Linked DNA regions of Homo sapiens: regions 1 and 3 are each linked to region 2. The links are chromatin contacts, found by Hi-C or POLR2A ChIA-PET in ENCODE. All regions are on one chromosome and are shown on one strand. Each heading gives the region's core, a stretch centred on a gene start or an enhancer-like site at or near the end of the contact. The rest is flanking DNA. Distances are from core to core; before and after follow the strand shown.

Region 1 (3,545 bases), core at 525-3,024, 1.2 Mb after region 2:
CCTCATCCCAGTCCCAGCCTTATCAAACAGTTTGTTTGTTTGAGTATGTCTAGAAAGAGAAAGGAAAGCAAGTGAAGGGAAAAGAGTAATGATTCTGGAAAGAAAGGTGATAAGCCTCAGAGTAAGATCTTCAGGGACTGGCAAGATGAGCTGGGAAAGAAGAGTGAAAGGGAGAAGCATACCCATCCTGAGGGAGTGACCCTGGAGAGATACTTTGGAGACAGACTTAGGGGTAGGAGGTAGGAGGCAGAAAGAAATGGAATTTCATGGACCTAGGAATGTTGAGAGACAACTGAGAGACATTCCATCTGAGACTTAAATTCCTTTTGTACTACCTTCACTCATAACTTGTTCCTATAATAAGATCAGATAAACTTTGAAGATATTGGATGAATATGAACGAAGGAAGAAATGAATGGATAGATGAAACAGAATGGTGACTACATTCACCATATTTTAGTTTAAGTATTTTTGTGTTTTGCGCCTGAAAGGGCCTAGAAATGGAGTTAGGGAAGTGAAGACCCCTATAAAGATTTGGGGCTAGCAAATGGACCCAGCTGCCCACCACCTACCTGCCAAAGGAGAAGAGGCACATGAAGAAGATGGCACTGGCAAAGGCATGGGGGTCAAAATCACCTCCCAGGATGTCAATCACACGACCAGAATAGTGAGGGATTAATGTCTCACCTGAAAGAGGCATGAAAAATAACACAAGAATGTGCTGGTGCCCAGGCCCTTTTACCACCTCCAACTCACAACGTCCTCTCCTGACTCACCCAAAACAGCAAGGACAAGGAAGAAGAAGGCGGCAACGAGGAGAGGCAGGTCCGGCCTGGAGAGCTTCAGCAGCCTCCACATCAAGACTTTGTTGTTCACCTGGTCCTGCTCCTTCTCCTGGGCTCCAGGAGGGCTCAGAACAGCCCACAGTGACCAGCTGAGCCCCGCAGCCCCGTACCCCACCAGCAGCCAGCTCCAAGGGGCTGAAGCGACTCTGGCTGGGGGAGCACGTGAGGCCCCCGCGACCAGGGCTCTCAGGGAGACAGTCAGGGGGGTGGCCAGACAGAGCGGGAGCAGCAGTGTCCCCACAAATCCCAGCAGCCCTCTTAGCTTTAGCAGCCCCCACAGCCCTCCCAGCCGCAGGGTCCCCTCCAGCCATAGTCCTGGCAGCCCTTGAGGAAGCAAAGTCCCCAGAGGGCCCTGAAGCAGCCACAGTAAAGCCGCGTCCACCAGCAGCAGGGAGGTCCAGGGTCTCAGGTCAGGGAGCCGCATGGCTCTGTCAACGGATACGAGATGAGAAATCATGGGGGTGGAGTCCCAATCCTTGTCCCTGCCCTCCTACCCGCCCGGCTCCGCCTAACCCGTCCATCGGCTTCTCATTTTATCCTATTCAACCCTGAGAGCTCTCCTGAGTAACCGGTGCTCATCCGTACACCCCTCCTACGACAGACAGCTTTCGGCCTTCTGGGGAGCTGGAAGCATGACCATCAGGAGCCTCGTGCTTAAAAAAAAAAAAAAAAAATCCCCGGACCCCCACCCCCACCCCCGCCTGCCGCGGCGAGCTAAGTGGTCCGGGCTCCGCTCCCTCCTATCGCCGGGTGCAGAGGGACTGGGAAGCAGGAGCGTGGAGTGGGTAGTCACTTGGGCTGCGTCCCTGTTGGCGCTCCAGGTTCCCCTCCGCACCAACTCACCAGCCGCGGCGGGGAGACCGCAGCTCCGGGGACTTCTGCTTCAGCGCTGAGGTCCGCTCCGTCTCTCCCAACCTCGCTACCGGCTCTGGTCCGCCAGCTACGCTCGGCCAGGGCGGGCGTCAGGGCTCGGGCAGCTTTCGCTTTCGCTTCCCCAGCCAAGGCCTTCATTCTGGGCTGGGCCGCCGGGAGGGGGCGCGCGAGACCCGCAGACAGCGGAACTGGAGCCCGAACTCTGGTTCGCACTGTACAGGCCTGCAATGAGTCTCACTCGCCTTTAGTGGCGGTTACTCTGGGATATAAAACTGCAAAAATGTTTCTTTATCATTAAGTAAAATACAGTTGTCTCAAGGGCAACTTTATCTGTTGTCCTTGCTTTGTAATTGGAGAATGCTTTGTAATTGGAGAATCACTGAATTTTCTCAAAGTTACTACTTCAAGCTCTGAGCCTACTATTAAGAAGTGCCTTCTTTCTGGTCCGGCGCGGTGGCTCACGCCTGTAATCACAGCACTTTGGGAGGCCGAGGCGGGCGGATCGCCTGAGGTCAGGGGTTCGAGACCAGCCTGGCCAACATGGTGAAACCCTGTCTCTACTAAAAATACAAAAATTAGCCAGGGCGTGGTGGCGGACGCCTGTAATCCCAGCTACTCGGGAGGCTGAGGCAGGGGAATCGCTTGAACTCAGGAGGCAGAGGTTTCAGTGAGCCGAGATCGGGTCATTGCACTCCAGCCTGGGCGACAAGAGTGAGACTTCGTCTAAAAAAAAAAAAAGTGCCCTCTTCCATGCAAGCTCCAGTTTTAGGCGAGCGAGCCGGGCTCTCCTAAATAGAAGGTTCCAACCAATCTCACCAGGCCAAAGGGGATTTTCACGTACAGACTTTGAATTTAGTAGGCCCTGAGCGTTCATCTTCATCCGTCCTTCTCAGCCGGAGCACCTTGAGCTGGCGCGTGTTCAGGTGCCTCTGAGTCTGTACTCCAAATTATGTTGGGCGCACCTTCAGCCTATGAGGGAAATGCCCCGTACTGAGCTTTGGTTCTTGTTCTATTTTAACACTGTTTAGAACAGTAATTAGGTTTTTAAATATCCTTCCTGACCCAGAGCCTTCCTATGCAACAGAAAGATTCGTTTATTCCAGAAAGGACTCTTCAGATTGAAACCACCTCCCAAACTAAAAACAAACAAACAAACAAATTCCCCAAAGGAAGGGTCGCTTGGATTCCAGATCACCATTTTGAAATGTTACCTGTGTGACTACCAAGGAGTCACTTAAAGTTTAAAATAGTGGTGGTGGGGAGGAGGGATTTTAAGTAGGGGCTCGCTAAAGTTTTACAACTCTATTCATTCTGGCATTTTAAGAATCTCTCTCTAATGAAAAAAGCTCCATGCTCAAGCTCATGCTCCTACTTTCAAGCATTTGTTTCCTTTATTTTCTGGAAAGTGACATGGTCCATAGTTCCAGCATGATTCCGAAAATCTCATGATGTGTGTCTCTTTCTTCTAACCTGGATCTTTTACATTTTCCCCACACTCCTCACTTAGGGGAGTCCTCCTGATCTCTTCTTCCTCTAAAATTATAGTCCTGCCATCTTGCAATTCAGCATGACACATCATGAAATTAGACCCTTAATGTCTGTCTTTATATTCAATATCCAATATCTCCAAAGTGTTATTTGGGATAAATGGTATGGTGTTTATATGATTACCATATTAAAGTGAAGTGGAAGCTTTTTCATCCTACTCTATAAAGTCAAAAACAGTTATCCTAGGTGCCCTACTCCCTGTTCCTCAAACCATTAACAATGGAACACACAGGAGTCCCCAGGTGCCTCTCTATGGAAAGGACCCTAACCTATGTGAAA
Region 2 (3,436 bases), core at 348-2,847:
GAGTGCAATGGCACGATCTTGGCTCACCACAACCTCCGCCTCCCAGGTTCAAGCGATTCTCCCGACTCAGCCTCCCGAGTAGCTGGGATCATAGGCATGCGCCACCACGCCTGGGTAATTGTATTTTTAGTAGAGACGGGGTTTCTCCATGTTGGTCAGGCTGGTCTCGAACTCGTGACCTCAGGTGATCCGCCCGCCTGAGCCTCCCAAAGTGCTGGGATTACAGGCGTGAGCCACCGCGCCCATCCTTCTTTTTTTTTTTTTTTTTTTTTTTTTTTTGAGACGTAGTCTTGCTCTGTCACCCAGGCTGGAGTGCAACCTCCGCCTCCCTGGTTCAAGGAATTCTCTGCCTCAGCTTCCCGAGTAGTTGGGATTACAGGCGCCCGCCACCACGTAGGGCAAATTTTTGTATTTTTAGTAGAAATGGGGTTTCATCATGTTGGCCAGGCTGGTCTTGAACTCCTGATCTCGTGATCCACCTGCCTAGGCCTCCCAAAGTGCTGGGATTACAGGCGTGAGCCACCGCGCCAGGCCTTATTTCTCTACTTCTATAATATCCTGTGCATTATCTCCAGCGCCTTCAAATCATAGTCATTGAATGATCTGTTGAATGGGTATAACTCTGATGGGAGCAGAGAGTTCTAGAATCGGGTAGTAAGAGACAAAGGAGGGTAACAGTACTGCATTTCACAAAATGAAACCCATTGTTAAGAAATTACAAATTCCCAATAATTTCAAATATAAAAATTTATTCATGAAAATTATAGGTTATAAAATTAAATGTCCGTCTTAGTCGATGGTTGCCCATATTTTGATGAACGAGTCATTCCTAGCCTATCTTTGTTCAAATGATTTGCATACATTATGCAAATAGGTAGAACTGCCCGAAGAATGCCTACGCTGCGTGGTGCGGACGAAACGCTTCCCGGGGCCTTTGGATTGGTCTGTCTAGCCACCTCATTTGCATGACGTAATATAATAACTGGAAGGCCCCGCCCCTCTGGTGCATTTCCCCGCTCCAACCACCTCCTCAAACTCACGGCAAAGGGATGCGAGAGCTGGAACTCTTACCAGGCCTGCGGAAACTCAGCCCTCCGGCAGCTAATCCCGCCCGCCAGCCCCCGTCCTCTCTCTCTTTCTCCCTAGCTGAAGGCGCCACGGGCCGTGTGTCGTTGCCTTCCACTTTTGGCGTCCCAACGTCTCTCCGCTCCCATCTTTCTACTAACGTCCGACGCACGCTCCGCCTCTTTCTCCCACATTCGTCGTGTAAATTCTGCGTCCCAACCGCCCAGCCGACCTGCACCGCATTCCCGCCCCCTCAACACGGCTCAACGGCCGACGCTGGGGGCCCGCCTCCTTAGCCAATCGGGGTCCTAGTGCCCTTAAGTCCCTCCTCTTTATGCAAATAACCTCCGCATGCTCCGCGCGCCCGGCCCTTTTTTTTTTTTTTTTAAACTAAAGACAGCCCTGGAAGTAGAGGGTTAGGGTAGAAAGTGCCCCGCCCTTTATGCAAATTAAGGGGCGTGTCTAGGCGCGGAGGGAGGTGGGAGGTGGGAGGGGGTGCTCCCGGGGGCGGCGGTTGCCCGGATGGGCCGTTAGTCGGGGCTCAGCCGCGGAGTGAGCGAGGGAGACGGGAGGAGCCGAACCCGGCGCCATCCGCCGCCATCCTCCCCCGCCCCACCGCCATCCCGTCCCGGGGAGCCCCTAGGCCCGGGTCCCGGATCCCCGCGCACCCGGCCAGGTGAGTCTGGGTGAACCGTGCGCTGACGCCCTTTTCCGGCGCGGGAGAGGTGGTGGCGGTGGCGGTGGCGGCGGCGGCGGCGGTGGTGGGCCGGGGGGAGGAGAAGCTGCCATTAGCCGCCGCCATTTTGTCCTCCTGCTGCCGGGCCTGCTTGCCCCTCCCCCTCCGGTACCTCTACTCCGGGACCCGCACCTCCGGCAGTTCATTCAGGATCCGTAGTCTGCCCCTAACCACCCACCGTCTTGGCTTCAGGGGGTGACCCCTGCGCCTGGGTCCGTAACTCCCTACCCTCCGCTGCGCTCCTGGCTTTTCACCCCCATTTGTGGGCCCCCTCCCCGGCTGCCGCCCCGTGGTGGTGGGCCGCGCCCGACGGTTCTCTCGGAAGGGCGCTTTTCCTCCATATTGGACCCCCTCCTATCATCCAGCGCTGTGTTCCCCCCTCTGGACGCCCCTCTTCGTGTCGAGCCACTCCCACTCTAGAATCCTGCTTTTATCCCAGCATCTTTGCTTTCTATGTTGCTCAGTCGCCCTATGTCTGCTTTTTCATTTTTCCTGTTCCTCGTCTCCTTTCTCCCCCAACCCCGTTTTTCTTCTTGGGCCTCTGCCCCCTTACTTCGTTGTCTACATCCTTTTTTTTTTTGCCATTCCTGTTTCCATATATTTTCCACCTGCTTTCGTATTCATTATTTTCTGTTAGTTTTGGTCTATTCGCTACATGACTCTTGTATTCGTTTTCCCTTCATATATTTATCTTCACAGATTGGCCTCCTCAAACACCTACGAAGCAACATCCATCTTATCTCTAGCTTGTCATAAAGTTCTTTCTCCCCAATTTTAGCTTTCATTCTGGGCCTGTCTGGATTTCCCTGCTTTCTTCCCCACTATTTCTCATCTCTTTACACTGTTCCCGTCCATAAACGAATGCCTGGTCACTCTGGAATGGACTGAGAGACCTGTCGTCCGGCTTGCTTAGGGAGCTGGAGGTATCGAGTAAAGAAACACTGGTGATGGACATTTTTAATGAGGATAGGAAAACGAAGATGGCTCTGGCCTTGGCCCTCTGTTTTCTGGCCCATGGTTACAGGGTGCTAAGGTGGCTCCATAATGCTTTTTCTCAGTTCTTCATATGGTAAAACAGTATTTCATCTGGAGGCGATTTTTTCCAGGAGCCAATACAGGAGCAAGTTTAGGAAAAGATGGGATATTTCAAATACTTGAGGTTCCTATAGCCTGGGAGTATGTACAGCCCTAGTTGTTCTATGAGGATTTCTCTGGTACCAACCCCCATTCCGGCTGAGCAAGCTCATAAAATCCTTAAACTCCCAGCATACCTTCCTGCAAACCTTCCCAGATGGACACGAGGCTGCTGGGCTGGGAGCCTGGGGTACAGGGCCCTGGGGGCATGATTAGGGAGCTTGTGTCCAATAAACAGGGAATCTAAAGTGTTGTTTCTTCTTCTCTGATGGAATTGTATGCTTCTTTTTTAGTTTTCTCTTGCTTGAATTTGTCCTGTTGTAAGTCTCTGAAACGATTTTGGTGGAGAGAGAAGAGATTATTACTTGTAGGGAATTACTCTTTGTAGACAGGCACAAAGGGCAGAGTGTTTATACTAGGAGGATGCTGGATTTTTACTTAGATTTCCTTGACAAAGGTGTCTGGGGGAAAGGAGGGAACATGGCATTTGAGCTATGAGGG
Region 3 (3,426 bases), core at 389-2,888, 1.1 Mb before region 2:
TTGGCTCATTAGTTGCTCCTTGGACATCTCATAGCTCCAAGGAGGACGTCGAGGAAAGTCCAGAACTGGGAATTCAGGAAAAAGTCCAAGTGTGAGGAAATCTTCAGGATTCAAGAGTACATCCCAGACCCCTCCTTCCTCACAGTCGGCTTTTACCTTTCCAAACTCCTTCCCCAGCCCAATGCCTGTCTTGCTCTCACTCACCTGAGCCAGGCTGATACACCTCCCGGATGTCCAGCTCCAACAACTCAGCACTGACCGGCTGTAGAACTTGCTCCCGGGCTGCTCTCTTTCTCCTCTCTACCTCCTCCCTGCTGTCTCTCTCAAAATGCAGTCGGTATCTAAGGGAACAGGGACCGAGACATCCAGAGCAATCCTGTGGCCACAAACTCCTATTTTCTCCCCTCTTGTACAATCAACTTCGCAAACCATTCTCTCCAGAGTCGTTCAAGTCTCCTCTCTCAAGTCAGACTTCCCCCAAGTCCTTCTTTCAGGCAATACTCAGCCTTCTCCTTCTAAAAGCCCAACTCTCTCCAGCCCCTCTGGAAAGGAAGACTGTGGCCCGCTGTGGGGAGCCGAGTGGCTAGCGGAGAACTGTGGCATCCCAGGCCCACCGTCTTCACCAGTAGCAGCCCGCTTTCCCCCAAAGCTCTGACTTCCGGGTAGGCGGGAAAGCCGGGACCAGCGCCCCCTCCCACCCTCACCGATTTGGGTCGTAGCCTCGTGGACCCAGCCCCTGAGAAGGCTGCTGGTTAAGCCTGCGGATATGATGGGTCACAGACTCCCCGTCCGAGGTGTCGGTCTGTTCCTCTCGCCGCTCCCGGCTCCCGCTGCGGCTGTTGGAACTGGAGCGCAGCCCATCTTGAAGCCCTGCGGGGAGGGGCCGGTGACGCCAGTGCTGGCCAGCTCTCAGGGGCCATAAGACCCTCTCCCCCATCGGCCTGACTCCCTTTCATCCCACTCAACTTCTTCCGATGTTCAGTCCTCCCAGACACCCTATTTGGGACCCTCCCGGATGTGCGTGGGGGGAGTCACTCCTTCAGGGAGCAGTGGGGACGGCGCCCCGTGCTAGCTGGAGGGATTCCCCTCCCCCAACTCTCCATCCTTCCCCACCCCTTCCAGATGTAGGGGGGGTGGGGGATCCCCTCCGCGATAGGCCGCGAGGGTTGACGCGGTCCCACGACCCCCTCCCACGATCCCCAGAGGTGCAGCGGGCACACCCCTCCTTCCAGATGTGCGGAAGCCCGAGCCCCGCCCCCTCCTCCCGCTCCCGCACTGACCTCTCTTCCGCTCCCGTTTGTCCTGCAACTGCTTCTTCTTCTGCTTCACGCTGAATGGCTTCTTCCTCGGCATGGCCCGGACCAGTCACCTGGCCCGCCCTCCGCCGAGCTCCCGCCGCCTCAACTGACTGCCCCCCGGGGCAGCCCCCGCCGCAGGGGCCCGGGACCCTAGAGGAGGCGGGGCTAGCAGGTGACGTCAGCGGGCGGGCCCGACAGAATTACCGCCGCGGCGGCGATGGAAGGCGGACGGGGGAGATATAGTCACTTCCCTCCAGGAGCGAGGCGAGAGGATGATGCGGGGTGGGCTACTGGCACGTGAGAGCCAGTGGCACCGAGAGGGCGCCCCGGCGGCGAGGAAGGAGGCGCGCGTGGGAGGACCAGGCTAACTCCGTCACGGACGCTACCAACTCGCGTTCGGAGGAGGGGGGGCGCGTGTCATCACTACCTTGCGCTCCCGGGAGAACCTACCACTCACCTGGAGGGGGCGGCGGAGCGGAGGGCGGGGCCTACTACCTAGGGGAGAGGGGGCGTGGACACGCTGAGGCTATACTACAAAGCCCCGGGCTTGACCTTAGTGGAAAGCCGAGACTGCGTCCAGGTTGCTGGACTACACCGGGGGCACGGTCAGAGGTCTTTAGGGGAGGGCGGCGGTCTGAGAGTCCTGGGTGCCGACCTGTTGGGACCCAAATTCCTTGTGGGAACGATGATAAGGAGCAGGTTTACAGATCATAAGTGCAAAAGCGGGCGAGAAGGGAAACCCAAGCGGGACAAGGACTTTTGGGGGGAGGTCAAAGGGCACGAAGTTGTGCCTGCAGCTGTTACCATAGTAACCGAGGACCGGATGTGGCGATCTTACGGTGCGACAGTCCTCTTCTCAGGCCCTCTGGCCCGAGAGCCTGTTGACTCTGTGACACACTCTGAGGAGCTGGTTGTGGTGTTTTCCAGCGAGGGAAGAAAAGAGTAATTTTTTCAAAGCATTTATAGAAACGCAGCAAAGGGAAGGTGTGAGGTTGCCGCCATGCCTGGCAGAGACGGAGGGAGGCAGTTGGCTCCGGAATGCGGCCGCCGCAGATGTTCTCCGCAACCTTCCGGAAGTGGAATGGCGGGAGCCTCAGCATTGCTGCCCACCGACCCCCCGGAAGCGGAAACAGAATCCCCGCGTGCCCCTTCCTCACTACCCTCCAAATCCCGCTGCAGCCATTGCCGCAGACACGATGCCGAAACGAAAGAAGCAGAATCATCACCAGCCACCGACACAGCAGCAGCCCCCGCTGCCCGAGCGGGAAGAGACTGGAGATGAGGAGGATGGGAGTCCCATCGGTGAGGGGTCTGGGAGGGATGTGCACATGCCTGTCAAGCCCGTCCGGGCAAGGGGCTAGGGGCTAATAAGGTGCGAAGGAGGGGGCTGTAACGGAAGGAGGAAGGGCGCACGCGCTGGGGAGGGATGGAAGTGGGGCTCTCCCAAATGGAGCCTTGAACCAGGAGTTCTCTTACTGGAACCATCAACCTCAATACGGCCCCAGACCTTTCTGGAGAAGGCGGGGGTGGAGAGAATAAAGAGCTCTTTTGCGCAGCCGCAGAACAGTAGGGGAAAGGGGTAGTAGAGATGTTGCAGATTGCGATGACTGGGATGACAGTTTGTATCCAGACTTTGACTGAAAAGGTACAGGTGCAGCTTTCTCTAAACTAGTCCTCTGGCCAGCAGTTAAGGTGAGGGATTGGTTCATGTCTGGAGACACTTAGGTTGTTTTGGATAGCGACGGTACGGTGAAGAAAAAAAGTTGTCAGTATCTTTTCCTGCATTATCCCCTTTGATTGAATATCTACTTTTTGCAAACCCTGAAACAGCTTTGCAGAAAAAAGGGCAGATAGATGGGGTGAGAACTCCCAAGACTGCTGAAAATATACCTGACTTTACTGGTTGAATTAAGAAATAAGTAATACAAGAAAAACACCTAAGAACAGAATCATCAGTCCTTTAATCCATTCTGATGACCATATTTTCATGTCTGCTCTTAGGACCACCCAGCCTTCTGGGCCCTCCCCCCATGGCCAATGGAAAACCTGGCGACCCTAAGTCAGGTGAGGAGGAAGGGGCCCTGATCCTTGTATTAGGTCGTAGAGAAGACAGCAAGGGAGGGGATAA

Evidence for each region. A loop is a pair of places that touch in the nucleus more often than their neighbours do. ChIA-PET counts read pairs that join two places held with the same protein, here RNA polymerase II (POLR2A). Pooled maps may share reads with other maps.
Region 1: a loop to region 2 is called in a pooled map, with 3 times the contacts of the local background. The contact joins the promoter of TAP2 here to the promoter of PRRC2A in region 2. A Hi-C loop is called at or near these places in 9 of 50 pooled maps. POLR2A ChIA-PET finds 5 or more read pairs at or near these places in 2 of 52 experiments (WTC11 and activated CD4-positive, alpha-beta T cell).
Region 3: a map of naive thymus-derived CD4-positive, alpha-beta T cell shows a loop between it and region 2 (6-fold over the local background). The contact joins the promoter of GNL1 here to the promoter of PRRC2A in region 2. A Hi-C loop is called at or near these places in 1 of 168 maps with a recorded cell type or tissue (naive thymus-derived CD4-positive, alpha-beta T cell), 1 of 37 single-sample maps with no recorded cell type and 10 of 50 pooled maps.

What each region holds. Positions count from the first base shown.
Region 1 is chr6:32,836,965-32,840,509 of GRCh38, forward strand. TAP2 (transporter 2, ATP binding cassette subfamily B member) reads right to left here and starts at 1,775. Exons shown (of 12, transcript NM_001290043.2): 1 at 1,689-1,775; 2 at 777-1,273; 3 at 573-687. The coding sequence starts at 1,269.
Region 2 is chr6:31,619,118-31,622,553 of GRCh38, forward strand. It overlaps PRRC2A (proline rich coiled-coil 2A), which reads left to right and starts at 1,598. Exons shown (of 31, transcript NM_004638.4): 1 at 1,598-1,741.
Region 3 is chr6:30,554,851-30,558,276 of GRCh38, forward strand. It overlaps GNL1 (G protein nucleolar 1 (putative)), which reads right to left and starts at 1,639. Exons shown (of 12, transcript NM_005275.5): 1 at 1,281-1,639; 2 at 705-870; 3 at 205-341; 4 at 1-65. The coding sequence starts at 1,353. PRR3 (proline rich 3) reads left to right here and starts at 2,445. Exons shown (of 4, transcript NM_025263.4): 1 at 2,445-2,600; 2 at 3,300-3,362. The coding sequence starts at 2,495. RefSeq lists enhancers at 917-1,482, 1,483-2,047, 2,048-2,612.